Regions from separate parts of the Homo sapiens genome. Here region 1 is linked to region 2. A link is an interaction called in ENCODE POLR2A ChIA-PET data of the cell type or tissue named here. Cell type or tissue: OCI-LY7. All regions are shown on one strand. Each heading gives the region's core, and the rest is flanking DNA. Links, peaks and the distances in the headings are about the cores only. Region 1 has its middle 75 kb from the start of ZNF33B. Region 2 overlaps HNRNPF (heterogeneous nuclear ribonucleoprotein F).

What was found. ChIA-PET counts read pairs that join two places held together with the same protein. Peaks named below come from ENCODE experiments on the same cell type or tissue, not always from the same donor. Only the 100,000 strongest peaks of a DNase experiment are listed, where the experiment ranks them.
Region 1: POLR2A ChIA-PET joins it to region 2 with 5 read pairs; 1 of 35 experiments calls an interaction of 5 or more read pairs at or near these places.

The regions. Positions count from the first base shown.
Region 1 is chr10:42,555,354-42,571,579 of GRCh38, reverse strand. It overlaps the pseudogene FXYD6P1 and the pseudogene EIF3LP2. Among named protein-coding and RNA genes, the nearest start is that of ZNF33B, 75 kb to the left of the region's middle. In OCI-LY7, for the core only: no CTCF peak of the experiment used is centred there; a DNase peak (open chromatin) is centred at 8,809; H3K4me3 peaks cover 1,081 bases; H3K27ac peaks cover 1,044 bases.
Region 2 is chr10:43,388,869-43,405,094 of GRCh38, reverse strand. It overlaps HNRNPF (heterogeneous nuclear ribonucleoprotein F), which reads left to right. Exons shown (of 4, transcript NM_001098204.2): 2 at 8,505-8,639; 3 at 10,407-10,465. Among named protein-coding and RNA genes, the nearest start is that of HNRNPF, 12 kb to the left of the region's middle. RefSeq lists enhancers at 2,960-3,479, 5,531-5,670, 6,209-7,094, 8,429-8,698, 8,871-9,758 and a silencer at 7,849-8,308. In OCI-LY7, for the core only: no CTCF peak of the experiment used is centred there; DNase peaks (open chromatin) are centred at 7,784, 8,244, 8,914 and 9,184; H3K4me3 peaks cover 5,000 bases; H3K27ac peaks cover 5,000 bases.

The sequences.
Region 1 (16,226 bases), core at 6,715-11,714, 840 kb after region 2:
TGTAGAGGAAGCATAGTGGCATCTGCTTCTTGGGAGACTTCCAGAATCTTCCAATCATGGTGGAATGTGAAGGGGAAATAGGCATCCCATATAGCAGCAGCAGAAGCAAGAGAGAGTGAGAGCAAGATGCCCCACACTTTTATGCAACCAGATCTCATGAGAACTCACTTTTGCAAGGACAGCACCAAGGGGATGGTGCTAAACCATTCATGAGAAAACTACCCCCATGAGCCAATCACCTCCCATCAGGCCCCACCTCCAATGCTGGGGATGACAATTTAACATGAGATTTGGGAAGGGACACATATCCAAACTATATTATTCCACCCCTTGCCACTCCCAAATCTCATGTCCTTCTCACATTTCAGAATACAGTTATGCCTTCCCAACAGTCTCCCAAAGTCTTAGCCCATTCCAGCATTGTCTTAAAAGTCTGAAGTCCAAAGTCTCATCTGAGACAAGGTAAATCTCTTCCACCTGTAAAATAAAAAACAAGTTAGAGTTACTTCCAAAATACAATGGAAGTACAAGCATTGGGTTACAAACCCCATTCCAAAAGGGATAAATAGGCCAAAAAAAGGGGGCTACGGGCTCCACACATATTCAAAACTCAGCAGTGCAATCATTAAATCTTAAAGCTCAATAATAATTTTCTTTGACTCCATGTCCCACATCCAGGCCATTGGTGCAAGCAATGGGCTCCTGAGGTCTTGGGCAGCTCTGCCTCTGTGGCTTTGCAAGCTTCAGCCCCCAAAGCTGTTCTCATGGGCTGGAGTTTAGTGCTTGCAGTTTTTCCATGTGCAGGGTGCAAGCTGCCAGTAGATCTTCCATTTTGGGGTCTGGAGGATGGTGGCTCCACTAGCAAATGCCCCAGTACAGACTCTATGTGGGGGCTCCAACCCCACAGTTTTCCTCTACACCACCCTAGTAGAGGTTCTCTGTGAGGGCTCCACCCCTGCAGCAAGCTTCTGACTGGACACCCAAGCTTTTCCACACATCCTCTGAAATCTAGGTAGAGGTGCCAAGCCTCATTCACTCTTGCATTCTGTGCACCAGCAGACTTAACACCATGTGGAAGCCACCAAGGCTTATGACTTACACTTGTCAGAGCAGCAGCCCAAGCTACCCCTGGCCCCTTTAAGCCACAGCTGGATCTGGAGTTGCCAAGAGGCAGGGAGCAGTGTCCTGAGGATGTGCAGGACAGTGTAGGCCTGGGCCTGGCCTCCAAAACCATTCTTCCCTGGGCCTCTGATCCTGTGTTTGGATAGGCTGCCTCTGAGATCTCTAAAATGCCTTCAAGGCTTTTTATTGTCTGGGCTATCAGCACTTGCCTTCTTTTTAGTTATCAAATTTCTCTAGCAGGTGGTTACTCAGCAGCCCACTTGAATTCTTCTGACGATGGGCTTTGGGTTTTTGGTTTTTTTTTTTTTTTTTCCTACTGCATGGCCAGGCTCCAGGATGCAAATTTTCCAAACTTTTATTTGCTGGTTACCTTTTAAATAGAAGTTCCAACTTATTTCTTTGCTTCCACATCCCAGCATAGGCTGTTAGAAGCAGTCACACCAGTTTTTGTTTGTTTGTTTTGTTTTGTTTGTTTTGTTTTGTTTTTGAGACAAGGTCTCACTCTGTCACCCAGGCTGAAGTGCCATGGCATAAACATGGATCACTGCACCCTGGACTTCCCAGGCTTAGGTAATTGTCCCATCTCAGCCTCCTGAGTAGCTGGGACTATGGGCTCATGCCACTAGGCCAGGTATTTTTTTTTATATTTTTAGTCAGAGATGGGATTTTGCCATGTTTCCCAGGCTGGTCTTGAACTCTTGGGCTCAAGCTATCTGCCTGCCTTGGCCTCTCAAAGTGCTAGGATTACTGGCATGAGCCACCATGCTTGGCCCATGCCACTTCTTGAACACTTTGTTGCTTAGAAATTTTTTTTTGCCAGATACTCTAGGACATCACTCTCAAGTTTAAACTTCCATAGATCCCTAGGACTTGGATGGAATCCAGCCAAGCTCTTTGCTAAGGCATAACATGCGTGACCTTTGCTCTAGTTTCCAATAAGTTCCTCATTTCCATCTGAGACCTCATCAGCCTGGACTTCACTTTCTATATCACTATCAGCATTTTGGTCACAACCATTTAACCAATTTCTAAGAAGTTCTAAACTTTCCCTCATCTTCCTGTCTTCTTCCAAGTTCTCCAGACTCTTTCAACCTCTGCCCATTACCCAGTTCCAAAGGTGCTTCCTCATTTTCAGGTACCTTTATACTAATGCCCCACTCCTTAGTACTAATTTTCTGTATTCGGCCATTCTCACATTGCTGTAAAGAAATTCCTGGCTGGGCACGGTGGCTCACGCCTGTAATCCCAGCACTTTGGGAAGCCAAGGTGGGCAGATCACGAGGTCAAAAGTTTGAGACCAGCCTGACCAACATAGTGAAACCCTGTCTCTACTAAAAATACAAAAATTAGCTGGGCATGGTGGCATGCGTCTGTAATCCCAGCTACTCAGGAGGCCAAGGCAGGAGAATCGCTTGAACTCAGAAGATGGAGGTTGCAGTGAGCCGAGATCATGCCACTGCACTCCAGCCTGGGTGAGAGTGAGACTCTGTCTCAAAACAAACAAAAAACCCCCCAAATAAAACAACAACAACAAATTCCTGAGACTGGGTAATTTATATAGAAAAGAGATTTAATTGGCTCAGCGTTCTGAAAGCTTTACAGGAAGCATGATACGGACATCTGCGTGGCTTCTGGGGAGGCCTCAGGAAACTTAGAATCATAACAGAAGGCTAAGTGGGAGCATGCACATCACAAGGCCAGAGTAGGAGCAAGGTAGGAGGAGGTGTCACACACTTTTAAACAACCAAATCTCACTGTTGCAAGAGCAGCAACAAGGGGATGATGCTAAACCATTTATGAGACATACACTCTCATGACCCAGTCACCTCTCAACCAGTTGTCTCCAATATTGAGGATTACAATCCACCATAAGATTTGGGCAGGGACGCATATCCAAACTGTATCAGCCCCCAGGCTGGCTCAGAACTCAGGACATTTTAAACCAATTGCCACTTGAAGGCTGTGCCAAGAATCAACTTCCATTCAACTGGCCAACCCTTCATGAGCAGCTAATTGAAATTAACTGAAAATATGGCTATCTGGGCTGATGCTTTAGTGGCTTAATGAATTAAATCTGTGACCCCAATCATCTCACTGGCTTAATCTGAGCAACTATCTGAACAACCTGGACTAAGGCATACTTGAGAATGGGAAGTGCCTAAGTAAAGTCGGTTTAAATAACTTGGAAGTCAAACCTGATGAAAAAGATACTTGAATTTAATTAGACACAGGCACAATGTATTCAAGGTCATGAGTGAACATTGTATTATAGAAGAATGTAAACATGAAAGCTAGCACCTTGAGCAGGTGGATATATGGCTCCTAGTATTAGGTTGGTGCGGTAATTGCAGTTTTTGCCATTGAAAGTAATGGCAAAAACCACAATTACTTGTGCACCAACCTAATAGCATGGGAAGTTTCCTGATTACATGCAACAATTCAGACATATCAAAAAGTTAAGAGTAAAAAATCATGTTACCCCTGAGAAAGAATTTATTTTTACCTTTGGGATCAATATTTTGGTATTATAACAGCAGAAATAGAATATGAGGGAAAAGTTAAAAGAGCTGATGGAAAAGTTGAAGTACAAAGTTACCATTCTAGCCAAGTAAAAAGATTTACCTTTTGAAGGAGAAAAGAAACAAAGGGTAATGATGTGTGATCTGTAAATAATGTGTAAAAAAATATAGTAAAGGTTGAACTTCTGAGATACAAATCTCAGAAGTTTTAAAAAGAAACAGATTTGAGAATTAAAAATTATTACTGTGTGTAATCTCATTGAGAACAAATCTTTTTTTTTTTTTTCTGGCTCCAAAGATCCTTTACTGATATCCACTTGAAACACGTCGGTCCTTAACTTGTTAACTGAGTAGACAGGCTGATGGCTGATCTAGGTAAAGGTTTCACGGTAGCAAAAACACTTCCTGCCTGTAATATATCAAAACAGGTTCCTAAATAATGTGTGTGAATGTCATCAGGGTCTCTGTCCCATCTTCTTCAGGGTTCGATTAAGCTCCTCCAATTTTTGGATCCGACGGATGAAGAAATCCCCATAGCGCCTGGAGACCTTGGTGTCCGCGATGTGGATCATGTCCTTATCAATGTAGAAGTCAACCTCTGAGGCTGACTGAAATTCACCATCCAGGATTGAGATGCCGCTGGTCCACACCAGGTTCTTCATCTTGTGTTTGAAGACAAGAAGCTGGATCCTGAACTCCTGCTCTGTGAGGTCCAGGAAGCCAGCCAGCTTGGCCACAGGCATGGTGGTGTAGAGCTTGAGGAAGCTGTGGATGGTTGAAAGCTGGGCCTGCTGCTGTACTTCATCAGAAAACACCTTCAGCTGCTGCAGGAAGGGCTCTTTGTGGTAGTTGGGGTGCACATTATCATAGTTGGGCACTACAGGCGACAGGAACTTGGGGCAGAAGTAACTGAAAAGTTCTTCATAGACTTGTGGGTCACCTTTCTGCATGCGCAGCATCTTGTCCCTGTGTTTCTTCTGCAGCTGGAGGTGAATGCTCTCATCGATACTCATGGGGTACACCGTGAGGGCAATGGCCAGCAGTGCATGCATCTGCTCATTCTGCTTGTTAATCATCTCATACTTGTATGTGGTCCTCTGGAACATGCTCTTGGTCCTCTGGATGTAGAGGAGGCTGTTGGCAAAGACCCGGATGGCATCCTGGTAGCGACACATCATCAAATATGCAAACCCAACATAATAGTATGTGGTGATCTGGCACTCTGGCACACGGGAATACATACTCTTTTTGTTAAGTTCGATGGGGAAAAAATCTTACGCTTATTTTTTTAAAAAAAATTTAGTTGGATATTAATGTATTTTTAATATTTTTATTTATTTATTTATTTATTTATTTTTATTTTTTTGAGACAGAGTCTTGCTCTGTTGCTCAGGCTGGAATGCAGTAACGCAATCTCGGCTCACTGCAAGCTCCGCCTCCCGGGTTCACGCCATTCTCCTGCCTCAGCCTCCCAAGTAGCTGGGACTACAGGCGCCCGCCACCATGCCCGGCTAATGTTTATATTTTTAGTAGAGACGGGGTTTCACTTTGTTAGCCAGGATGGTCTCTTTCTCCTGACCTGGTGATCTGCCTGCCTCAGCCTCCCAAAGTGCTGGGATTACAGGCGTGAGCCACCGCACCCAGCCGTATTTTTAATATTATGGCTAATTTTAATAAGACCTTATAAACAAATCTAATCCCAGTCAATCTTGACAGCAAAAGAATTTTGTAACCTTTTATAATATTTTTATAACCTTTTATAATATTTTTACAATTTTATATTAATATATGAATATATTTTTATTTTAATTTTTATAACTTTATATTTTTATTTTATAACTTTTATATCCATTTAATGTTATTTATCTTTTAAATTTTTCTTTAAAACAATCCCTCAAAACCTCTAAGCTAAGCAAAATTATGTTTCCCACCATGAAATTTCAGTTTCTTTTCCTAAAAATCTCCAGATTTAGACCACTCTAATATTTGGTTTCAGATTTTGACTTTTATACTCAGAAGACTTTGGTCTATAATTTCCCTTTCATGGAATGTCTCATACTGTATTTGGTATCAAGATTCTCCTCATCTGATGAAGACAGTGTGGTTGTGTTTTTTCTGTATCCTATGAAACATTGTGTACAAAAGTGTTTAGAAACAGTACATTTTTCTAAAAATAGGAAAATATTTAAGACAAAACGCTTGGTGGAAGAATCAAAAGTACAAATCAGTAATAATACTATAAAATATGTTCATAAATCCATAGACGAATTGGAGTGGGGGAAACAAAAAAATGAGGAAGAGATTTTGAGTACAAGTGAACTGGCCTATTTGAAGAAACCATGATCGGAAGATGAAAGTGAACATATCTCAGCAACAGTACATAAAATTCCCCATATTTGAGCGTTCTTTGTATGACATTCCGAAATTGACAAATGCTGTCAAACTTGAACCTCGAAGCTCACAGAGTGACAGTTAGAATGGAAGGCAAGATATGCTTCATCACATGATCACAGTGATAGGTCACTGTAGAATTTTCAAATGAATACATGCCACATTATGGGGTCCAACTGCTGCTATTTTGACATGGGTAAAAGGGTCACTTAGAGTATATGTTGCATTTCAAAAACTGAATCTCAGACCCACAGTATTATTCTCTGTGTATGAAATAAATGTTAAATGAGGAAAAAAGACCTCTCAATTATATTTGATAGTGAACATTTTAGAGTGAAGAGGGAAAAAGCTAATGTGTTGAGAATAAAAGGAGTTCCTTGCTTGAGTTGAAATGCTCTCCTCACCCATTTCTACTGTTCCTGAATCACTGGACATTTCTAGATTAAATAATTTAAAATTTGTTCCAGATTTAGTTTAAAAAGCACTATTATAAATTTAGTTTGAAAAAGTAATTATATAAAACCTTCTTTTATCACTTATGTATATTACCTATTTTTTCTCTCTATGCAACTAAGTTTATGTACTTATTTCTGAATCTCTGAATTTGTTGAGAGATCCTCTATTCATGTATGCATAAAAGGCTGGCTATTCACTGAGACATTAAGAGAAATGAAGCACTATATGTTCAACAGTGGGTTGTTTGAAAGCATATGATACTTTTTTAAATGGAGACTTCTGATAACCCTAAATTCCAGGATTAAAGATGTGTTGTGGCACATCAACCAGCCTGATCACACACATTCTTATGATCTGGTCATGAGAATTAGGAAAGGGAAGGGAATTGACAAGCCCTTTAAACATGCAACAATGGAAAATTCTAAAACATGAGAGAGTTGTCATGTCTAAAACAAAGTAGATACCCTTTTAGATATGAAATAGTTCAGTACAAATTTCCATCACTGCTGGTTCATTACAAGTTTCTAGAACTATTTTATCAAATGGGTCATTGATGAGATATAAAAACCGCATTAATATAGATGTTGCCATTTTTTCAGGGATTATTTAATTGACAGGGTAGTTGACAGGGTTTGGGAAGGAACGTGTAATGTTTCCTCACTCTGAGTATAGAGTTTTAATGGTTAATCGCTAGATAGAAAAATGTGTATGTGTAAGGCACCATCATAAACATACATATATATGTCCAGTGACAGGAATTTCATCACTGTCTGTCTCATATGAAATTTAAGATTTAGTGGTGAAACGTAAGAAAAACTAGAAAACAGAGTCACATCTCTGAATGCTCAATTAGGGGAGAAAATAAAAAGACTTGGTAATATATGAAGAAAATAGAATTATCTGATTGAAGGAACAGCATTCAAAGAGCAGATCAAACTTTCATTTGGTTGAGCAAAACACTTTCCTTCCTGCTGCCACCTGAGTGTCCGCAGTGAGTGAAGAGTAAGTGAATAAATATAAGCAAAGCCCTTAAAAAGCTTCCTCACAGTGTCAGTGCTATATGATTGTTTAATTAATAAATCTGGAAAGATGTGCAGAAACTTAACCATTATTACTTCCAGAGGCAGAACCTGATAGGCTGTGGAAGAAGGAAAGAAGGAAACCTAGATTTCAATGTATGTTATTTTGTGCCTTGTGAATGTCCTACAAGTGTGTTATTCTTGGCGCTTTTACCGTGAATTTTTTTAAAAGAAAGAACCACCACCGTAAAATAATGCATGAAACAACCATTTTATTTTGTTCATGGTTCACAGGGCTAGGAAGAAACAGAAAAGATGGCTTATTGCTGTTTATTGGTGTTTGGGGACTGCAGAGAAGACTCATTGGCCGGAGTTGAATCCACAGCAAAGGGTTGGCATCATCTGGAGGTGACTTCACTCACATGTCTGCAGAGGACATGGGGCTTGGCTTCAGGACCTATAGGAGACCTCCCAGTTACCCTGGGATTCCAGGTAGCAGAGCACTCTCAGGACATTCAGAGCTTTGACTTGGTGATCAAGGGCACCATAGGTGAGTGACCTGAGTGAACCAGGCAGATGCTCATGGCCTTTTTAAACATAACTTTGGAAGTTACACAGCATCACTTTCATGTCATGTGTCAGTGACAAGTGAGCACTAGTGTCCAGTCTGGTAAGGGTGGGCATAGACCCCCATATCTCAAAGGGAGAATAGCAAAAAAATTGCAAACATCTTTAAAAAGCCACATGGATATTCTAGTTTAAAACTACTCAGGTTTTTTTCTCTCCTGGGCTTCTCACCACAGCTCTGGGGTGATCTTAGGGCTTATGTTTCCTCCCCAACTTGGAGGCAGCAGAAAAAGGGACTTTGGTAGTGGTTGTGGCCAAGGGTCTTTTACTTATGTCCTGTTAGATCCACCCAAGAGTGATGCAGGTCAGCAATCGCCCAGTCTCACTTATAAGTGGGAGCTAAATAATGAGAACCCATGGACACAAAGGGGAACAGCAGACACTGGGCCTACATGAGGGTGGAGTAGGAGGAGGGAGAGGACCAGAAAAAATAATTATTGGGTACTAGGCCTAGTACCTGGGTGATGAAATAATCTGTACAACAAACCCCTGTGATACGAGTTTACCTACATAACAAACCTGCACATATCCCCCTGAACCTAAAATAAAAGGTTAAAAAAAAAGTTCTTGGTAGCTGAGATGCCTCTCAAATATGTGATAAAAGATTTGTTACTTTGTCACACAGGCCAGGGGTAAGGTAATTGTGGGTTTTACTTCTGCCTCAGTCCCTGTGAGTTGATTGACAAGTAAATGCAAATATTCAGGGAAACTTACTGAAGCGTTATGGGGCAATAAAAGCTAATGTCTGCCTTAAATGTTTCTCTATCAAGGAACCATTTAATTGACTCTGTTGAATTTAAAAATCACAAGATTTAGGCCAGGTGCGGTGGCTCACAGCTGTAATCCCAGCACTTTGGGAGGCAGAGACAGGTGGATCACCTGAAGTCAGGATTTTGAGACCAGCCTGGCCAACATGATGAAACCCCACCTCTACTAAAAATACAAAAATTAGCCAGGCATGGTGGCAGGTGCTTGTATTCCCAGCTACTCAGGAGACTGAGGCAAGAGAATCGCTTGAACCTGGGAGGCAGAAGTTGCAGTGACACAAGATCGTGCCATTGCATTCCAGCCTGGGTGACAAGAGTGAAACTCCATCTCAAAACAAAACAAAACAAAACAAAACAAAACAAAACAAAACAAAAACAATTCACAAGATTTAACTATTTGGAATGGAGAGGAGGCTTTATTTCTTATAAGGGGTTACAGCCTGCAACAGGCTGAGAAGAATGCCTCTGGCTAAGACCAGGGACTAGGGACAGGCACTTTGAAGGAATATAGGTTGGGGTAGGAGCATTATGCTGGACAAGTTAGCTAAACATACATCTTCAACAGGTTATAGGAGGAGCTATGAATATGCATGAAGGTGGTCCTGAGGCACATGTATTGAACCAACATGCATGTAATACATGACCCATGTTCACTTTGGGGTGGAGTCCTAACACTTGAATGTATTATAATTAGGCCCTATCAGTCAAAAGGTCTTTACAGGACACGAAGGCACTCAAGTGTGCAATCTCTGTAAAACCAGCCAGAACCAGTTCATGGTGGGTGGTCTTCTTATCAGGAGAAAGTTACTGAAATCAGTCTCTTGTCTAATCAAAGCTGTAGTTATGGTGCTTGGGACAGGAGTTGGGAGCCAATTAGTGTCTGGTGATGAGCTACAATTGTTTTTATTTTGCTTATGTCAAGGCCAGTGTTTATTTAGCTGCTAGAGAAAAAAGAAAAACCTTGTGGCAGTTAGACCATAGTTAATCTTTAAGTTTAGAGTGCTTGACCTAACCCTTGCCTGGCATGGCCTTAGGTCTTGTTTATAATTGATATCTCATTGCCACAAAAAGTCTGTTCTGCCAGTCTTATGATCTCTATTTTAACATTAATGCTGGTCAGTCGCTGTGTCTAAACCACAAACATGAGGGGGTATAATGAGACATGTCTGACCTCCCATCCCATCATGGCCAGGAACTCAATTGTAAGATTTTTCTGGGGTCCCCTTGGCTAAGGGGAGTGTCCTTCAGTTGGTGGGGGCTTAGGATTTCATTTTTAGTTTACAATTTCTGCAAAGGGAAAGGCTGCTGATAAACCTTAAACTTCCTGCACTTGTGTTTCAAAGCAATAAATCAGACCTCTTAAGTACTAATGGAGTTGTATACAATTTGTATGGTGGCCAGTTTCCCTTCTAGCCTGAAAGCCCTGTGAAGACAGAGTTCTTGGCTTTTTTATTCCTTAACAGTTTTCTTACTCCCAAATTAGCATGTAGCAGCAGGTACACAGATGAGAATCTCTTTCTTTGTTCCCCACAGTTTCTACCTTGAACAATTCTCCCTGCCAACATGCAGCATCATCCTGTAGCCTTATAGTTTCCCCAACATCTAATATATGTTCTTCCAGTAACTGGAGACTGAGATGCTGCAGGGCCAGACAGCTGTGTTCTTAGCCAAGTGACAAGCAAGGCTTTGTTGGGCTCTTTTTACATTATTCACCTTAGAGTCCAAGCTGAGCAACTCAAAACTATACACATGGGGCCAGAAAATCATCAGCCTCTGAGGGTCAGCTATATGATCTTACAAGAGCTCATTAGAGATGAAAAACTGCCTTGTAAATTCCAAAGCGTATCTCTAGCTCAAGATTGCCTCTCTTCATATTGTCTCCTTTTTTCCAGTGGCTCCAATAGACAAAAACTGTAGCAAAAATTGTTAATTTTGGGGACTTGTTCTGTTTCCAGTATTGAGAATTTAAATTCCAAGCTGCCCACTAGCTGCAAAAAGCAAGGAAGTTGTATCACCTTCACTTTCCGCTGCAGCTTTTCCTGATAAGTGTGTTCCCTCTAGAATTTATGAAATTGAAAGCATTTAACATTTTATATCAATTTTATCATATTAATACATCTAGATGTAATAGCCACAAAACACAAAGCCATTAAATTTTTTTTTCTGTTGCAAACTAAATCCATAGCAGTAAATCCAGCATTTGCAGTTAGGTTAGCATTACTGCTGTGGGAAAGATTCAGGTTGGAAAGCAGATGGGGGAGGGTACAGGGGGTGGTAAAGAAGGAGGCAGCTCTTGCAACAGGGCAGCAGCTGGGCTGAAGAAGAGGCTGGATGGAGTCTTGGTGCCCTCCCCACCCTCCCACCCTCCCACCCTCCCACCCCAGCTTTGCTCCAGCCCTGAGAACTTCTAACATTTTTGGGGCCACCTAACACTCACCTTTATAATTTGTCACTGTTGTTTTTTTACCCTCCCACCTGGAGAAGAGAATAAAAAACAAAGCCAATCCCCAGATGTATACTTTCCCCCTCACTTCATCCAGCACAGCTCAAAGAAGCCAGGGTTGGATCCATTTCTAACCCCAAAGGTCACTGTGGCTTCTAACAGCAGATGGCAGTTCAGCTGCTGCTCTCAAACCATGGAGGGCTCGATAGACACCAAGGCTTATCACCATTCCCCTTCATTCTTCCTTTTCCCAAACAGTGATGGAGCCAAATCTTAGTGAATCAGGACTGTTCTAGCAAATTCCACTTCTGGGCCAGGTGCAATGACTCACACCTGTAATCTCAGCACTTAGAGAGGCTGAGGCAGGAGGATCACTTAAGGCCAGGAGCTCAAGATAAACCTGGGCAACATAGCAGGACCCCATCTTTACAGAAAAAAAAAAAAAGAGCCCGGGATGGTGGCACGTGCTTGTAGTCCCAGCTATTCAGGAGGATACATACCTGTAGTCCCAGCTGAGGCAGGAGGATCACTTGTGCCCAGGAGCTCAAGGCTGCAGTGAGCTATGATTGTGCCACTGCACTCCAGCCTGGGTGACAGAGTCAGAAGTAAAAAAAAATTTGCTTCTGATGCCAACTGTATTGGGGATTCCCAAGAACACTTCTGGGCTAAACAAATTGCTAGGAGGACTGACAGGACTTGGCATATAGTCACAGTATGGCTACAACTTATTACAGCAAGGTCAGCAAAGGGGAGAGGTCACAGGGCCATGTCCAGAGGAAACCTGGTACCAGCTTCCAAGCATCCTCTCCTAGTGGAGCCACATAGGATGTGCTGAATTCCTCCAGCAACATGCTGTGACAACAAATGCAAAATGTTGTCACAGAAGCTCCTTAGAGACTCAGTGCCTGGGCTTTTTATTGGGGGGCTGCTCGTGTAGACACTGTCTATTGTGCAGAAATCAAGATTCCAGATTCCCAGAAAAAAAGCAGGTGTTCCGCAGAAACCATATTGTTTAGGTACAGTGAGCCATTTGATCAGTGAGGGAGGAGGGAACCCTTCTGAAATCCAGGTTCCCAAACCTTCCCAAAATTCACATTCCCAGATACCAGACAAGGATAGGATAGCCGTCTCAGGCCACTTCAAAGGCAACTCTACTTCAATTGATTTTTTTTCTTTTCTTTTTTTTTTTTTTTGAGAAGGAATCTCACTCTATCACCAGGCTGGAGTGTAGTGGCGCAATTTTGGCTCACTGCAACCTCTAACTCTCGGGTTCAAGCGATTCTCATGCCTCAGCCTCCGGAGTAGCTAGGGTTACAAGCATGTGCCACCACATCCAGCTAATTTTTATATTTTTTTTAGTACAGACAGAGTGTCACCGTGTTGGCCAGGATGGTCTCAATCTCCTGACCTTGTGATCCACCAGCCTCAGCCTTCCAAAGTGCTGGGATTACAGGTGTGAGCCACCATGCCTGGCCACTTCAATTGATTATTAGTTTGCAAGTTTGTAATGCTTTCAATGGTTCAACCCCTGTTTGATGTTAGTCCTGAGTTCAGACTTATGAGTGACAGACACGCTAAGGCAGCTGTGAGATTATCAAATTCACTCAGCTCAATTTTTGTCATGGTTGCTATTACCTATTTTTATTTGTGTATATTTGAATGCCAAATACCAAAATTCAAGCATATACTTTGCGATGAATTGTTTGAAAAGTGGAGATTTATTAAATGAGGAAAGATTCCTTTTGAAGCTTTTTGTGCAGTATGCAAAAATAGAGAAAGGCACCAGCACATAGTAACAGCTAAACATGGAAGATGTATGATTTCCTCAACTAATACTATATAAAGTGGTAAACAAATTTTTTTATTAAAAAGAATTCAAGACCGAGTGCGGTGACACACACTTGTAATCCTTGCACTTTGGGAGGCCTAGGTGGGTGGATTGCCTGAGCTCAGTAGTTCAAGACCAGCCTAGGCAACATGGTGAAACCTTGTCTCTACTAAAATTACAAAAAATTAGCGTGGCATGGTGGTGAGCACCTGTAATTCCAGCTACTCGGGAGGCTGAGGAAAGAGAATTGCTTGAACTTGGGAGGTGGAGGTTGCAGTGAGCTGAGATTGCACCACTGTATGATGGTGTCAACTGGGCAACAGAGCGAGACTGCCTCAAAAAAAATAAAAAATAAAAAGAATTCAGATTGAGATATAGTAATTGCAGTGGAAGTTGTAACTATCTGCCACACTATATAACAGGAGCAGTCTTTCAGCTCAAATGACAATTTGAAAGTACTACTGCTAGAAGTATTTTCTGATTTCAAAGATGCAATCAAATTTTGAAGAGCCAGGATGAAATCTACTGCAACAACAACAAAAGTAATAGCTTCACTATGATCACAGAGATGATCAATGATCTAAATGCCTCACCTATTTACAGCAGAGCCATGGATACAAGTAAGCACAAGGCAGAAGATATTTTCCCTTTGCTTCTGAACTGCTTTTGGTGGCGATAACACAAATACAAATTGTGGTTGATGTTTGCATAAAGGCACAGACATGCTTGGTCCAAGCTGAAGTACAGCATGAATGATTCCAACTTGTGGGCCGTCCGACCCACATTCTGCATCATGAGGTCCAAATAGCATCTGATGTTCTTTGCATTTTCATTGAAGTAACTGTCATAAAATTGTTCTCTTACTTCAGCATTTACACGATTAGAATTGAGTGATTAAAGGATTGTTTGATTTTTTTTGGCATTCAATATTCTTCATTTCCTTTGTAGTTAGAAACTCATTGGCTCCTGTAACTAACACAGTTGAGAAAGTTGTTTATGTAAAGTCTTGAAATATTTTAATTCTCAAGAAAAGATTCCAAAATTTTTGTTTACTTTAAAAATAATCCATTGATTGAAGTTTACTTGTTTTTTGTTCATGTTTTTTTTTTTTTTTTCACTAGGAAACAAATATTTTATTCCTTTTTTCTGTTGTTCAGACAGATCGTGATACAGAAAACAGCAGTCTGGCACAGAGGCTCGGTTGGTTGATTTCCACAGGCACATGGAGGACAGGAAGGGCGGGATCTTGTTTGAGCTCCCGCTGTCATTATGACCTTTGGCCTCTTCCTGTACCCTCTGCAGCAGTGCTGCATGGAGCCTACTGGGTCTCTAACCTACCTCACTCACCTCTCTGACCACTGACAGGCAGAGCAAAGGATGCAGGAGTTCTCTGCTGACCAAGGGGACATGGGCGGAGAAGCAAAGGCCCCTTACTCTCCCTCTGTCCATTCCAGTGTGCTGGCAGCAACAGAATGGGAATCCTTCAGTCATCACCTGCTGGAGACTCAACTTCAAGGACGGAAGCCTGTGTCCACAAAAACTCGGCTGTAGGTTGAAGTCTTAGAAGCAGGAAGGTTGGAGATGGGTGGGATACCAGAGCCCCTGTGGTTATTGCTGATAAGATATGTAAGGGCTACATTCCCCAAGGGCAGATTAGAAGCCCTGGGCCTGGGCTGGGCATGGTGGCTGACACCTGTAATCCCAGAATTTTGGGAGGCCAAGGTAGGTGGATTGCTTGAGGCCAGGAAAAACCACATCTCTACTAAAAATACAAAAATTAGCTGAGTGTGGTGCTGCCTGCCTATAATCCCAGCTACTCGGGAGACCCAGGCATGAGAATCCCTTGAACCCAGGTTGCAGTGAGCTGAGATCGTGCCACTGCATTCTGGTTTGGGTGACAGAGTGGGACTCTGGAAAAAAAAAGAAAAAAAGCAGCAGCCCCGGACCTGGAATCCCTGGGTGCTATGTGAAGGGCAGGGCAGATGGAGCCCCCTGGGGCTTCCCCAGGGAGAAAAATAACCGTGGAAGGGTATAGTAGCCTCCTGAAGGCAATGCTGGGCTTACAAACTCCTTGCTTTGCTTTGTATCTCTAATTGCTGATCTTCAGAACAGACTGAGGTTGGAGTGGGATAAGGAAGCGAGGTTCTTGTAAAAGGAGTGAAGAGACTCCATAAAGAAAGATGATGAAAGTGATGCAAACCTTCCCAGGTCCCAAGACAACTGGAGACTCCTGCCCATGCTCTAAAGGGAAGGAGCTAGACTCTCCAGGGAAAAAAGCAGACCCCCAGGAGTGAGAGGTGATGGGGGGCAGATAGGAGCAGATGGCCGCATGGCTCAGCCTCTGCCCAGGAAAGTGAGTCCACAGTTCACTAACTATAATAACCATGAACAAGTAGCCATGAACATTACAGTCAGCAAACACACACACAGACACATCACAGGAGTTGGAGGAGCCTGCAGGCTGCAGTGGTGAGGCAAGAGATTAGTTGGATCATCAGGTGGAGGAATGGTGTTAGAAGGGACAGGGAAGGGCATGGGGGGACACACAAGTTATTGGCTTCTCTTGGGGAAAGATTTGTTGCTGAAGTGGCTGTTTTCTTAAGCATCAACATTTGCATCTAAAAGTTCAAGCAGCTGCCTTCAGGTTCCAGAGGCTTCCCACTGGAAGGCTGCACTTCATTCAGCTCTCTGCTTTCTGGAGCTTTGTTGCATTTGCAGTGATGAGGTTCTCCACCTGGGCTTCCTCCTCTCCTGGGGTCCTGGGCTTCTGATTGAAACTGCACTTGCATCTGCAACCTAGGATAAGGAGGATCCCAATGGAGAAGAGGACCACAGCACATACCAACCCCCTAATCCTCAGGGTCTGGTAGTCATAATGAAAAGGGTCAATTTGCTTCTCCCTCTCAACTGCATCGGCCAGGACAATGTGGGCCAACAGGCTGCATAGAAAGATCAGCACCACCTCCATGGTGCCGGCACAGTCAGTCCCATCTGAGATGATCCCAGGAGGATGTGTCAAGTCCCAAGGAGGCTGGGAGTGGCATGTTCATAGTT
Region 2 (16,226 bases), core at 4,815-9,814:
AACTTGTCAAAATCCAGTGTGAGTTTTACACTTACACATTTCAAGCGTGGTGAATGGATGCTGTGTAAGTGATCATCTAGAGGTTCCCCTTTCTTAAAAGGCTCCATCCCCCGTTATATTTGTCGGGCTGTCTTGCAGCATTCCTTCCCCACACTTCGCATTTTTCTGATTGTTTTTCCGTGGTGGTCTTTGAGTGTCTGTTCTTTATATTTCCTGTAAAGTGATAGTTACCTCTAGAGGTAGTTTTTGGTTTTGGTTTTATTTTTGTTTTTGAGACGGAGTTTTGGTTTTGTTGCCCAGGCTGGAGTGCAATGGTGTGATCTTGTCTCACTGCCTCCTGGGTTCAAGCAATTCTCTTGCCTCAGCCTCCTGAGTAACTGGGATTACAGGGGTATTTTTAGTAGAGACGGAGTATCAACTTGTTGGTCAGGCTGGTCTCAACCTCCTGACCTCAGGTGATCCACCCGCCTCAGCCTCCCAAAGTGCTGGGATTACTGGTGTGAGCCACCGCACCCAGTCTGGAGGTAGTTTTGATTCAGATGAGAGTTTTTGGAAAGAAAACTTACTTGAGGTGCTGTGCTCCAACCGGAGGCACATATTGGTTGGTATCTTCTCTTTTGTCATGTTACAGCAGCTATTAATGATCATTATGTAGATCCATTATTTTCTTAAATGGTTTTCAAATTAGTGATATTTTAATAATCGATTCCTTTTCATTTATTAGCAGGAATACTTTTTCATGTGATCGCTCTAAGATGTACTTTTGTTTTTGTTTTCCTTTTTTTTTTTTTTTATAGACGGATTCTCACTCTGTCACCCAGGCTGGAGTGCAGTGGCAGGATCCAGGCTCACTGCAGCCTCCGCCTCCTGGGTTCAGGCGATTCTCAGGCTCGTGAGCAGCTGGGATTACAGGTGTGCAGCACCACCACGCCCATCTAATAGTAGAGATGGTGGAGTGGCAGGGGGTGGGGGGTTTCACCATGTTGGCCAGGCTGGTCTCAAACTCCTGACCTCAAGTGATCCACCTGCCTTGGCCTCCCAAAGTGCTGGGATTACAGGCGTGAGTCACCCACCACGCCCAGCCCTCCACATTTTTTTTTTTCGAGAAAGGGTTTCACTTTGATGCCCACACTGGAGTGCCCTGGTGTGGACAGAGCTCACTGCAGCCTCAACCTCCTGGGCTCAGGCAATCCTGCCTCATCCCCCCAAGTAGCTGGGATTACAGGTGTGTGCCACATGCCCAGCTATTTTTTTTTGTATTTTTTGTAGAGAAGGGGTTTTGCCATGTCGCCCAGGGTGGTCTCCTGAGCTCAAGTGATCTGCCCACCTCGGCCTCCCAAAGTGCTGGGATTACAGGTGTGAGCCACTATATATGGCCTCAGTTCTTCCTTGACATAAATTCAGCTTAGCATTTCTCATAAAACATTAAAAAAGTACCTCTATACTTTGTCTCCATTGATACATCAGTATGAGAAATTGCAGTGATTGAGTTTGAAATGATCAACTACACTTGCATTCCTGAAATCCAACTTGGTCATAATATCGCTTTATATATTGCTGGATTAGGTTGACTGATACTTGGTTTGGACTTTTGCATCTGAGTTCTTGAGTGAAATTAGCCTGTGATACTTGATTAATTGTAAAACTCTTTTGGAAATGAAAAAATCAATTCCAAGTTCATTGTAGATGTAAGTGTAAAAATTTAGAGAAGAACATCAACGCTTTGTAAGTTCAGATAACTATATGGGCTGGGGCTAGGAAAAAGATCTCTTGAAAATGACACAGGCTGGGCGGGGTGGTTCACACCTTTAATCCCAGCAGGGCCAAGGCAGGCGGATTGCTTGAGGCCAGGAGTCCAAGACCAGCCTGGCCAATGTGGCGAAACCCCATCTCTACTAAAAATACAAAAATTTGCCAGGTGTGGTGGTGTGCATCTGTAATCCCAGGCTGAGGCAGGAGAATTGCTTGAACTCAGGAGGTGGAGGTTGCAGTGAACCGAGAGTGGAATGATGGTTTGAGCTCAGGAGTTCAAGATAAGCCTGGGCAAGATGGCAAGACCCTATCTTTTCAAAAACAGAATTTTTAATTAGCCAGGTATGATAGCGAACACTTGTAAAGACATAGAGGATGCAGTGAGTTGTGATTGCAGTACTGCATACCACCCTGAGCAAGAAAGCAAGACCCCGTTTAAAAAAAAAAAGCCATCATAATTAAGAAAAGGCATGACAGATTAAGACTCCTATTAGATTTATCCTAACGGTATGCCTCCTGTTAGACAAAATGCTTCACCTAATACAAATACAGATACTCTTACTTACTGTTATATCCCGATAAATCCATCATAAGTTATTTGATTAGAATAGTGCCATCTAATAGAATTATGATGTTTATGACAAATACATATCTTTTCTAATTTAAGTTGGTGTTAGATACCATATACGATCCTCTTAAAGTACATAGAATTCAGAAGTTAGTTTTCTTGTGATGTTTTTGTCTGGTTTGGTAACACGTTGTATTAGTATGCTAGGGCTGCCATGCAAAGTAATACAGACTAGTAACAAATTTTCTCACGGTTATGGAGGCTAGAAGTCTTAAGATGAGGGTGTTGATAGGGTTGGTTTCTTTTCAGGCAGGAGAAATAATGTGAATAGTAGGAATTCCAGAAGGAGAAAAAGACACAGATGGAGGCAGCAAGAGAAGCGATAAAGGATTAGAAGTGAATTTTCCTGGCTTAAGATCCCTGTAGTTCCCATTAGGATATTTTGAAAAGACACAGCACAGGCGTGTGTTGGTAAAACTCCTAAAGTATAGAGGAAACTGCTTTGGAAAAAGTATGTCCTCCAAATCTCTTATCTTCTCCCCCATTGTTTCTGTTTTGATGTTTATTCTACTTCGTTTTCCTTTCTTTGAATTCATTACTAACTTTTAAATTTAAAACTCAGTTTTAGTTCCAGAAAGTTTTTTTTTTTAAGTTTTGTAATGGAGTGGTATCTGAAGTTGCTCTTTTTTTCCTGTTAAAATCATTATGGTTTTTGTCTAGCACTTCTTGTTCCCTGAAACCTGAGGTGTGGTATGTTATTTCTGGGTGCCGGAGCCCCTCTTCTGTAAATTGTCATGTTCCTTTCCTCCTTCCATCTCTCTGTTCTGCACAATTCCCCCAAGGCAGAATGCAGTGGTCCCCTGGGCAGCACAGCTCAGGGCCAGCAGTCTCAGCTCAGGGCCTGCTGCTTGGAACCTGACTAAGGTGTCATGTTTCCATGGAGGCTTCAGGAAGAATTCCCATCCCAAGGAATGTACCTTCCTCAGGGGGCTGAGGATACCCCACAGGCCTCCTTTCTCTCCAGCTCCAGGGTTTGACTATGCACCTATTTAGGGGCTGCTTGCTCAAGGGAGAGAGGTACAGGAGGTGGTCTGGGAAAAACAAAATTGATCTTCCTATCAATTGTATTTTTGTTTAGCGGAATCTATACACACCCATTTCTTTGGATATTATTTCCAGTTACTCCAGCTAATCCAAATAATGATATTTGCCCTCAGTTAAGAACAGATTTTATTTTTAGGAACAGAAGTCTAGTAGCAGTTTTGCTTTTTATTAACGTTTTAAGGAACATTTACCTTAGATATCATGATTCTTGGGCATTTGCAAAATGCAGTCAATATCAAACAGCAATGGTTGCTTGTTTTATGATCGGTCAGAATTTGTCCCTTATATTAATTTCAGTACAAACAGTATAGATAAAATTTATCTAACATTACATTATACTACTCTTGATGCTTTTTAGTAACACAGCTTTTGAGAAATGAACGCTGAGGGAAGCAGTGTGTTATCCCCCCAGACTTAGCTACAGCAAGTAAGTGAAAGGACCTGATAGATGGTAATGGAAAACAGCTTTCCTGTTGCATGCAGATCAGGACAGATCCCCTTTGGTGGATATAAATGTAGTAATAATGGAGTAAACATTTAAAATGTTAATATATGCTCCATCTGCAGCTTCTCAGTCTTTTTTTTTTTTGAGACGGAGTCTCGCTCTATCGCCCAGGCTGGAGTGCAGTGGTGCGATCTGGGCTCCCTGCAAGTTCCGCCTCCCGGGTTCACACCATTCTCCTGCCTCAGCCTCCTGAGTAGCTGGGACTACAGGTGCCTGCCACCACGTTTGGCTAATTTTTGTATTTTTAGTAGAGACGAGGTTTCACCGTATTAGCCCTCCTGACCTCGTGATCCACCCGCCTCGGCCTCCCAAAGTGCTGGGATTACAGGCATGAGCCACTGTGCCTGGCCACTTCTCAGTCCTTAATAGCTTTTAGGATAGCTCTGTGTATTGAATTTGGCACGTTGTGTGAATTGGGTTAGAATTCTCACACTTCAGATACATGTGCCCCTGAAAAGTTAAGTACAAATGTGTGCGTTGGTGCATTTTTTTAAATGGAATTAGTGTCTTGTATCATAATTCTTGAGTTCATGACAGCAGGAAGTACTTAAGAGTGACTGAATAGGAATTTTATAAAATTGCTGGGTTGGAAGATACTTTTGAGGCCATTAAACCCAATTTTCAATATTTCCAACAGAAAAGGAAAACATCCATAACAAATATGGTCTATGATCTGCTCACATACTATATACCATGATGGGGAATTTTTGCCCCCAAGATGCATCTTGTGCTTCTCATGTGGTGAACAGACACGAGCAGCAGAAGCTGTGTCCTAAAATTTCTTCAATCTAAAGGATTCACCACGAAATAAGAATATGAATACAAAGCATCCAGCACCAAAATGTATCCCAGTAAAGGGCTTTGGTAAAAAATATAAATAATTTGAACAAGTGTCCAGAGGGGAGATAATGTACAGAAGGAAAAAAGAATAATGGGCTTTTAACTTCTTTTTTTTCCCTCAGTTTTTATCTTTTTCCTATATAGAGATGGGAGTCTCACTATACTGCGCAGGCTGGTCTCGAACTCTCTTGGGCTCAAGTGATCCTCCCACCTCGGCCTCCCAAAGTGCTGGAGTTACAGGCTTGAGCCACTGCTCCTGGCCAGCTTCTACTTTAAACCTCAGCTATTTATCAAGGAAAAAAGAATTTCCCTTCTTTCTACATGAAATTCATCACTCAGTGTTCCCACTCACCCATGCTCCTGTCTGTTTAAATGTCACTTCCTCAGAACCCCAATCTGAGCTAATGCCTATTTTCTGTTTTTCGTTCATTCTAAAATTTGTCATCATATATTTGTACATTTCTTGATTTCCTACTCCACTGTTACTGGACCCACCAAGGCAGGAACTGTGTCTCTTTACCACTACAGTTCCTGTATCTTTTAGGTGCGTAGTATTTCTTGGTGAGTCAGTCAGTCTCCAGACTCAGTCATTTTTCTCTACATTACACATTCTTTCACATTCTTCTCCCACCAGTCTTCCTAGACTTGTTTCATTCCTTCCCATCTTGTCTCCATGTATCTCTTCCCACCATTCATTTTCCAGATAGCATCTAGACTGTTGTGTTAAAAAGCAAAACTCCTTTCACACCACATTCCATTAAATGCCTTCCCACTGGCCTTTGAACACCAAACCAGGCCTTTAAGGCTATGTCATCTCCTACCATTGATCTCAGACCTAGCTGCAGTTGCACAATACAACCCCTGGCTCAAGTCTTCTGCACACATTGTTCCCTCACAGGCAGGAACCCTATGGTGACTGATCAATAATTAAAACTTGCCTTGGGCCAGGCACAGTGGCTTATACCTATAATCCTAGCACTTTGGGAGGCCAAGGTGGATCAGTTGAGCCCAGGAGTTACAGACCAGTCTGGGCATCATAGAGAGACCTTGCCTCTACTAAAAAATTAAAAAAAAAATTAGCCCGGCTTGGTGGCATGCACCTGTGGTCCCAGCTACGTTGGGGAGGCTAAAGGTGGGAGGATCATTTGAGCCCAGGAGGTTGAGGCTAATGTGCCTGTCACACAGATTCAACAGTTACTAATCATGGACAGTTATTCTCCATCTCCCCACCTACTACTTTGTGGACAACTTCAAACAAATCCAAGCCATCACAAATATTTCAAGATGGATTTCTAAAACTTAATTGCTTTATTTTATAACATAACCATAATTCTGTGGGTTCTTTTATCTGGCTGGAACTATTCTGAGGTAGGACTGGCTCATTTGTCCTTGTAGTTTCCCACAGTCTACATCACTATATGCAGTATGTTACTGTTCCCTGTAATTCGTGTTATTTAGTAAGTGCATTCTAAAGACTTGCTTTCTCTCAGTTTTACAAACAGTTGTATTAGCCGGGTGTGGTTGCATGCCAGTGGTCCCAGCTACTCAGGAGGCTGAGGTTGGAGGCTTGCTTGAGCCTGGGAGGTTGAGGCTGCATTGCCATGATCGTGCCACTGCATTCCAGCCTGGGCAGCTGAGCCAGACCCTGTCTCAAAATAATAATAATTCTGTTAAAAACGTAAAACAGGCCGGGCGCGGTGGCTCACACCTGTAATCCCAGCACTTTGAGAGGCTGAAGTGGGTGGATCACAAGGTCAGGAGTTGAGACCAGCCTGACCAACATGGTGAAACCCTGTCTCTACTAAAAATACAAAAATTAGCCAGGGTGTGGTAGCGCACGCCTATAATCCCAGCTACTCAGGAGGTTGAGGCCAGGAGAATCGCTTGAACCTGGGAGGGGAGGTTGCAGTGAGCCGAGATCGTGCCATTGCACTCCAGCCCGGGCAACAGAGCAAGACTGTCTCTCAAAAAAAAAAAAAAACAACAACAACAAACTCCAAACAGGCCGGGCATGGGGCTCGCACCTATAATCCCAGTACTTTGGGAGGCCGAGGCAGGGGGATCACGAGGTCAAGATATCGAGACCAGCCTAGCCAACACGGTGAAACCACATCTCTACTAAAAACAAAAACTAGCTGGGTATAGTGGCATGGGCCTATAGTCCCAGCTACTCGGGAGGCTGAGGCAGGAGAATCGCCTTAACCCAGGAGGCAGAGGTTGCAGTGAGCCAAGATCATGCCACTGCACTCCAGCCTGGGTGACAGAGTGAAAACTGTGTCTCAAAAAAAACCAACCAAACAAACAAAACAGTCAAACATACACAAAAGTAGAAACAAGTGTAATGAAACTCTATGTATACATCAGGAGCTTTAATAAAAATTACTAGTTCATAGCACATCTTGTTTCATGTATATTTCCACTTTCCACGTAATCTGAAACATTCAAGAAATCAGGTATCATCTGCAAATATTTGTGGCTCTAAAAAGGGTCTTTTAAAGAAATAAAATTACAGTATAATGACAACAAAATTTACAATTCTGCAATATAAAATGTCACTGATCATATTATCGAAATTGCTTTATAGTTGTTCTCCAGTTCATTTGAATTAAGATTCAGAGGTCCACAAAATTGCGTTAGTTAAAAGTTTAGGAATTGCGTTAAAAAAATTTTTTTTCAAAGATTTTTTTTCAAAATCTTTACGTGTGTCCATGGTCAAATGTACAAACCAAGGTACGTCCGCTAGTTCCATTTTAGAGGCGGCCTCCCAGAGAGGGGCTGTGTCTAACTTGCTGGCTTCTCTTCCACTCTGCACTGCCCGCCCTTCCCCGTGGCTGGCACTCTGGACTTTCCCCAGGTCGCGCTCGCGCCTGGCTCCCTTCGGGAGAACTCGGAGAAATGTCTTCCCGCCGCCCTGACTCTCTCCTTCCCCCACTTCCTGCCTGGGCCCAGCGCGCGGGCCACGGGGCCGCACCTGCAGGCACGCGTTTCCCATTGGTGACATCTTGGCGGGCCCGGCAATGGCACTTCCTCCTCTGCACCCCGTGACCCACGTCCGGCTGCCGGTCTTGGATCACGAGGCCTCCGCTTCCCGGACTCCGGACCCCGCGCCTCCTCGGGGCCGACGGGCCAGTCCCTGGCGTGGTGAGCCGCCGCGCGGGCGCCCCGGCCCCGCCACTCCAGTCCCGGCCGCCCCCCCCAGGTCCCTTTCCGCCGCCCCGGTCGCTCGGAGACGGACGCAGACCTACGAGCGCCTCTTCCCTTCCCTCCCTTCAGCCGCGCTCGGCCCGCGGGTCCCCGAGCTCCCGCCTAGGCAGCGCTAGCTTGGCGGGCCGGGGAGCAGCCCCCACCCCACCTTGCCGTCGCCCTCGCTCTCGCCCTCAGGGCCCCGGAAGCCCGCCAGGGGCCCCCTCCCCTCCCCTCCCCTCCCCTCCCCCTCCCGCGAGGCGCCCTTCCCTCCGGGAACCCTCCCGTCCCTGCCCCCACTCTCCCCGCTGCGCCGCTCGCTCCGCCCCCCGCCCGGAAGCTCCCGCCCGAGCCCGCGCAGGCCCTGGGGCCGACCTTCCTGCCGGGCCGGGCGGTCCGAGGCTGCTGGAGTGCCGTGAGCAGGCCGCGGGAACGTCGCCGTCACCTTGTCTCGGGGCCTCGGCGCTGCTTCCCGCCAAAACACGTTTACCGCGCGCCCGGGCCTCCCACCTTGCGGAAGGGACCCCACCACCACTTGGATTTCTGTTGCAGGTTGAGAACAAAAACATGCACCTGGAGTTTCCCCGGAGCCCTCTGCGTGGTTGAGCTTCGGTGGAATTTCGGGGCTCTTGGCTGCCAGCCGCGCTTGCCTGGTAGCAACAGAAACCAGTCCTGCTCGCCTCCGTGGTAAGTCTAGAGCATGAAAGTCCGCGGGCCCGGCCGGGTGGACTTTGGTTTGAGAGTGGAACTAAGTGAGTAATGGGGGCGGCGCGGCCAGACGCGCTCCCAGCCTCCTGGCGAGAGTGCTGCCCGGTTTCCCGGGGGCACGGGAGTGTGTCTAGGAGGGGAGGCCAGGATCCTTCCTCGAGTCCTGTCCTGAACAAAAGAAAACGAGGTGGGTGGTGCTTGAACGGCCCTGTTTACTCTGCAGATAGCCGAACTGGTAGGACTCCGGCGCGCCCTATTTATCTTGATTGGCTCTGCCTGAAGGCAAGCGTTAATCCCGTCCAACCTGTATCACTGCGAAGAGCTCGTTCGGGAGCGCTTTTTGGAAATGCAGATTCTTAGCCCCCACCCAGATCTGTTTTAGGGTTGGTGTTTTAATTATCTAGGTGGCCCCCGTGCAAGCTCGATCTGAAAACCTCCGGGTCCAGTCACCTGGGGGAGCTGAGCAGCCCTCCCCGCCCCCAGCGCTTTCTTGGCGCTGCGGACGGGGAGACCAGACTCTTCCTCTGCGTGCGTTGGCGGTGCGCAGTGGCCGTGGTCTACAGGCTTACAGCGGCTGGTCCATTGGGGTAAATGGGTGTACGTGGGTCTGGTTGCCAGCTTGTGCATGTCCCCAGAGACGCCTCAGGGTGTTGGTCTGTGGATCACGCAGGGATAAACAAGGGCATAAGTGGATCAGATCATTAAGATGACTGGGTTCCACCCTTTAGATCCTTGAACAAGTCGGATTGTTGAAGCCTTTTGAAAACCTGATTCCAGAGTACTTGAAACTGTTTCACCCCTGAATAGGTTTCCTAATAAATGTAATGCTTTCCATTTGTACACCCCCCCAATAGTGTCTTAAGTAATAATCACTGGAAGTTTGCAAGACAAGGCAGATTTGATTATCTTCATGTTAAGACAACAGGTTCAGCATAATTAGCTGGTTTTACTAATTCCACATTTCCAAAACTCAAGCAGCTTAGTTCTCAGAATTCCATAGCCCTCAGCCCGTGTCCTAGTCCTTTGGGGCAGCGTTTTTACTGGGATGTTGGTGATCTAGTGATTATGATGTATGTTCTAGTGAAGCATATTTCAAAGAAGTTACCCAATAAAACTGAAAGTGTCTTTTGGATGTGTCTCCACACTGCTTACAGAGGGGTTCCTATAAATCAGACTGAACAATTTCTAGCAAGCACCCTTGCTCCTTGCCCATGCTATCCCAGTGAAAGAGGGGTCTTAAGGTCAAGTCCCCTGTGGTTGTCACTTCTCCCCCACCCATCTCCCTCCCAAGTGCCCTGCCCCCGATATTTAAATTTCCTCCCAGCACTTAGGGTCCTCAGTGTACAAACTTAGAATTGGGCAGAGGCGGGCGGATCACCTGAGGTCAGGAGTTTGGGACCAGCCTGGCCAACATATTGAAATCCCATTTCTACTAAAAATACAAAAATTCGCTGGGTGGGGTGGTGCACGCCTGTAATACCAGGTACTGAGGCAGGAGAATCTCATCAAGAGTAAATCTCATCAAGATCAATAAGGCGTTTCCCTTTTGTTGTGCTCTGTATTGCCCTGTGAAAAGATAATACTTCCAAAATGCTGTTAGGTGGATGGGGTGTGAGATTTAATTTAAACCCACGGGCTATATAAAGGGCTTCCCAGCTGTTTCTGTCCTTACCTGGAGTTCTGATCCCAGAGCCAGTGCCTAGGATCTGAGACCACACAGCCAATATCGCTCTGTTTTTTTTTTAGGACATTTCATTACCATCCAGAAGTGTCTCCCACTGAAGGCATCCGTGGTTGTTTTTAAGGTAAGCTATTTTAAGAAGAGCCCCTTTTCAGCTGCAGTATTTATATTTGTTATACTCAAATTTGTTTAGCAGCCTGGAGTGAAAAAAGTTTTGTCCCTAACATTAACCTTGAGCAGGACACCACAGGGCTCTTTTCAGCTTGAGTTTTAGTTAATGAAAAGCCTTAGGACTTCTGAGAAATGGAACAGAAAACCAATTCTGGAGTAAAAATAAGCAGTAAGTGTTTTAAGTGTACACATGTGTTTTGGAAAGGAATGGTCTCTTCGCCTTGCCTTCAGAGAGGAAGTAATTTTGCTTCTGAAACATTTCCTGATGCAAAACACTTATGACATGTAAAAGATTAGGCATTTTAAGTAATTCTTCTATGAAATGTTTTTATTTTTTATGCTGCTTGTATGTCTTTTTCAGCCTAGCCAGGCCACTGCCTTCTTGAGGAAGGTGTTGACCCCCCTACACATGGGCAACAGTTAATCCTGGCTAATCTTGGACCAGCTGGGTCAAGTCTGTGCTGAGGATGGGGTCATGGTGGCCAACAAAACAGGCACAAGTTTCTCCCCAGTAGGCTCCTATTGTGGGTTTAAGACCCCTTTAACAACACAAGAGTGCTGTGGTTAGTGTAGAGCATGAGACTTAATTTGGATAATGAGAAGACCTTTGAGAAAGGTGGTGTATTTGAGCTTAGACCTTAAGGATTAGTGGGATTTAGGTAGACAGAAGGTTGAACAGAGTATATTTGGGGAGAGAATTAACCATGAGTGTCAACTATGTGCGTCACATCCCTGAAGGGGCAGAGAGCTTGCCACATTCCAGGAGAAAAAAGGAAGTGATGTGAGCTTAGGTAGAAGAGTGTTGCAGGCAAAAGTTGCAAGGCCTGAGGGACCCCATTGGGCCTGTGGTCCTTGTTCTGAGGTCAGTGGGAAACCACTGAGGACTTGGATGCAGGACAGTAATGAGTTTTAAAAGTACACGTGAGCCGTAGATGGGATTGCAGTAAGGCCTAGCCACTGTGCTTGGAAAACTTTTTTTTTTTTTTGAGATGGAGTTTTGCTCCTGTTGCCTAGGCTGGAGTGCAGTGACGCGACATTGGCTCACCGCAACCTCTGCCTCCCAGGTTCAAGCGATTCTCCTGCCTCAGCCTTCCTGAGTAGCTGGGATTATAGGCATGCGCCACCACGCCTGGCTAATTTTGTATTTTTAGTAGAAACGGAGTTTCTCCATGTTGGTCAGGCTGGTCTTGAACTCCTGACTTCAGGTGACCTGCCCGCCTCAGCCTCCCAAAGTGCTAGGATTACAGGCATGAGCCACTGCGCCCGGCCTATGCTTGGACTTATTTAAAAGATATATCGGTAATCTGGAATTGGCTGTTTGTACATACAGGAATTAGAATAGGAGAAATAACAATATGAGGTACAGAAAGAAAATGACAATTTGATAACTCCCATTACAAAGAAAAGAATTACTGAGTTCATAGGCTGCCATTCAACGTGTTAGGAACAGGGTAGAGCTGTGAGGCACCTTTATTGCTGAGGAAATGGAAGAGTTGAATAGGATTTAGGGATGAGGATACTGTGGAGAATGGGATCACCCAAGGGAGTTGAGTTGATTGGATTTGAGGGCTTGGGAGAAGGTCAAGGATTACTCCAGTTTCCTTCTAGAGCCTCTGGGTGCAGGTAGGGGCAGTCATGTTGCTATTGGAGTGTGACAGAAGAGAGAATGTGAGGTTTAGTTGTGGCACAGAGGAGAACCTGTGGAGTGGAGTTGTGTCTACCCGTCTAGGCTTCAGGGAGCCGAAGACTGGGGGTTTGTGTATCTCCTGACCCTGGAGATGATTATGGAGACCCTGGGAGCAGGTGAGTCCACTGAGAAGAGGACTTGGGCCCAAGCCTGATTCCCTACAGTTAATGGTTAAGGAAGGACTCAGAGACTGTCTAAGGAATTAACTGGAAAACCAACAGTAATTGCCAACAGGAGTGAAAGGGAGAGGATTTCCAGGAAAGAATGGTTAAGTAAGATGAAGATAAAAACATTTGCTCTTTTTCTTGCCATGGAGATCTGTATAGTAGGATCATGCAGTTTTTTTGTTTGTTTTTGTTTTTGAGACGAGTCTCTGTCGCCTAGGCTGGAGTGCAGTGGCACGATCTCAGCTCACTGCAACCTCTGCCTTCCAGGTCCAAGCGATTCTCCTGTCCCAGCGTCTGGAGTAGCTGGGATTACTGGCGCCCGCCACGACGCCTGGCTAATTTTTGTATTTTTAGTAGAGACGGGGTTTCACCATGTTAGCCAGGATGGTCTCGATCTCCTGACCTCATGATCCACCTGCCTCAGCCTCCCAAAGTGCTGGGATTACAGGTGTGAGGCACTGTGCCCGGCCAATTTTTCTGTATTTTTAGTAGAGACAGGGTTTCACTATGTTGGCTAGGCTGGTCTGGAACTCCTGACCTCAAATGATCTGCCTGCCTTGGCCACCCAAAGTGCTGGGATTACAGGCGTGAGCCACTGCGCTCAACCTAGGTGTCCACCACTATGCTCGGCTAATTTTTGTATTTTTGGTAGAGGCGGGATTTCACCATGTTGGTCAGGCTGGTCTTGAACTCCTGGCTCCGGTTATCCACCCTCCTTGACCTCCTAAAGTGCTGGGATTACAGGCGGTGAGCCACCACACGTGGCCTTGATCATGCAGTTTTAATGGAGGGGAGTGGAAGTGACAGTAGAGGCCTTTTGACAAGATTTTGCTGAACAAATCAACAAGTAGCTAGAGGCAAAGTTGGCACAGGGGAGGTATGACATGATTGGGTAGAACTGAGCATGTTTAATTACCAAGTAGACAGGGCTCAGTGGAGAAAGGGGAAAAGGAAAAAAAGAAGAAAGCATGGCTCCGGGGTATGTGAGGTTGGACCCAGAGCAGAGCTGTTGTTCACGATGTCCGCTGTAAGGGGCCCACTACGTGCTTACAAACTCCTGGACTCTGACTTGACTTCACAAAGTCCACTTCCAAGAGTAATGTCAACCAGCTGGAGAGGAGGTGAGAGTCTGTAAGGCTGCCCCAGACATCTGAAGGGCTTTGGACAAGCAGGGTGCTGGGGTAGGACAGTGGGCGATATTGAGGGCCCGCTTACTCTATGGCTGTTCACTCTGATTTTCTTTTTTTTTTCTTGTGTGGTGGGTTTTTTTTTGGAGTTAGTCTCGCTCCGTCACCCGGGCTGGAGTACAATGGTGCGATCTCCACTCACTGAAAACTCCGCTTCCTGGGTTCAGGTGATTCTCTTGCCTCAGCCTCCGTAGTGGCTGGGACTACAGGCGCCCACCACCACGTCCAGGTAATTTTTTTTTTTTTTTTGAGACAGAGTCTTGCACTGTCGCCCAGGCTGGAGTGCAGTGGTGCGATCTTGGCTTACTGCAACCTCTGCCTCCCAGGTTCAAGCGATGCTCCTGCCTCAGCCTCCCAAGTAGCTGGGACTACAGGTGCCCACCATCACGCCCGGCTAGTTTTTTGTATTTTTAGTCGAGACAGAGGTTTTGTCTATTGGAACTCATGATCTCAAGTGGTCCCACCCACCTCGGCCTCCCAAAGTGCTAGGATTATAGGTGGGAGCCACTGTGCCTGGCCTCACCCTGATTTCTACAGTATTTCACAACTTGGGGGCAGCATTAGCCACCAGAGAACATTTGGGAATGTCTGGAGACATTCGGTTGTCAGAACTGGAGGTGGAGGGTGCTACTGGCATCTAGTGGGCAGAGACCAGGGATGCAGCTAAACATCCTACAGTGCCTGGGCCTGCCTCCACAACACAAAGAACTGTCTGGTCCAAAATGTCAGTAGTCCTGAGGCTGAGAAATTGTAGCTTAGAGGCACCGTTTCGCCTGGCTGTGTGCAGCTGAGCCACTCAGTACATCCATGGAGTAGTCAGATATTTGTTTGGAATCTTCCAGAGCTCTGGTTTTACTGGGCGCGTACAGTTAAGAAGTTCATTGAATGAATTCCATGTATTGTGAGGAAGGAATGTAAAATGATACTTGCTCTAAGCTGGATTATGAAGAATGAGGAGAGAAAGAGGCTGTGTGGATAAGGAAGCCAAGGTCTCTACAAAGGAGGGGGATAGCAGTTGTGGTGGAGGGAGTAGGATGTGATTAGGTGGGGTTTCCTGCAGGGAATGGTGAAATCATTGGAGGTAGGAGTCCAGGAGAAAATGGTTAGTGGATTATGGCTTCATCTCCCCTACCCGGAACGATGGCTGGACCTAAGGCTAGGAACAGAACTCGAGGGAGGCCTTCAGATACTTTTCATGAGTGAGGAGCAAGACCAGGGTATGGTCAAAGACAAAAGGACAGGCGGTGCCTAGCCTGACCCAGTGTTGGGAATGGAATTGCATAAGAAGCCCCCACCTGTAATTGAGCTGTCCCAGACCCATTATCCCAAGAGACACAATACAAACTTGCCCTGACTCTCCAAGGAGGAGCTTCTGAACTGTTAGCACAGAATTCCCTCCGTGGACAGGAGAGGAAGAATCTGCTGTGACCTTGCTCTGCCAGATCAGCATGTTGCAGTGGCCATATGCAGGGGATTTAGATAAGGCCCTGGGGAGGCGGAGACCATTACTTTCTAAGGTGGAGGCTAAACCCCAGGGTTTGTTGCAGACCCAAAGCACAGTTTGAGAATTGGGGATAGGATTATTTATGCCCAATCATTTGCCGTTCAGGATTATTTTATAAAAGTTGATGGAGTTTATGTACATAGTCAATAATTTGAGGTGGGCAATGAGCAATCCAGGTTAGGCTCCCCTTGACTCTCTTCCCAGAGGCTTCCATGTTCCACTCTCATTAGCAAGGGTGACATCTTTTAGTTAGGCTGTATACTTTGAAAGCCCTTGCATTCCAAATCACAGTTCGTGAGTAAATGCCGAGTGTTTGGTCTTGGTGATGTGTTCAGGATATCACATACTGTTCTGTTTCATTTGTGCCATTATGCTTGTTATTGGGAGAGGAGACACATCTTGTTATCTTTATAATCTGGTGTAGACACAGGTAAATTTGAAAGATTTACACAATTATCCTTTTAGACGTTGTCAATTTGAAATGATGAAGCACTGTATGATAATATGTCATTATCTGCAATGGCTACATCAAACTTTAAAATTACTAATTTTCCCTGAAGCTAGTGCAGTTGAGCATTTATTTAGTATGAATTTGCTTTTCCTTTTCTTAAATTACACTTACCTTTACTTTTTGTCTGTTTTTTAAATTGTGGGGTTTTCTTATGGAGCTTTTTTCCCCACATGATGAGCCCATATTTCTTGAAAAGGCCACCAGCTATATCTATTATGCTTGATGTAAAATGACACTTTGAAACATTCGATTTCCAGCTGTGCATGGTGGCTCACGCCAGTAATTCCAGCACTTTGGGCAGCTGAGGTGGGCGGATCACCTGAGGTCAGGAGTTCAAGACCAACCTCGCCAACATGGTGAAATCCCGTATCTCCTAAAAGTATAAAAAATTAGCCGTGCGTGGCGGCTGGTGCATGTAATCCCAGCTACTCAGGAGGCTGAGACAGGAGAATTTCGTGAACCCAGGAGGCGGAGGTTGCAGTGAGCCGAGACAGCACCACTGCACTCCAGCCTGGGCGACAGTGAGACTCTTGTCTCAAAAAAAAAAAAAAAAAAAAAAATTCCATATACTCCTATGCTCTTTTTGAGCGTCACCCTTGACAGTGTTCATATAAAAATACGTCTTTGGCCCCATGATACTGCAGTGTTTTTCTTGCTT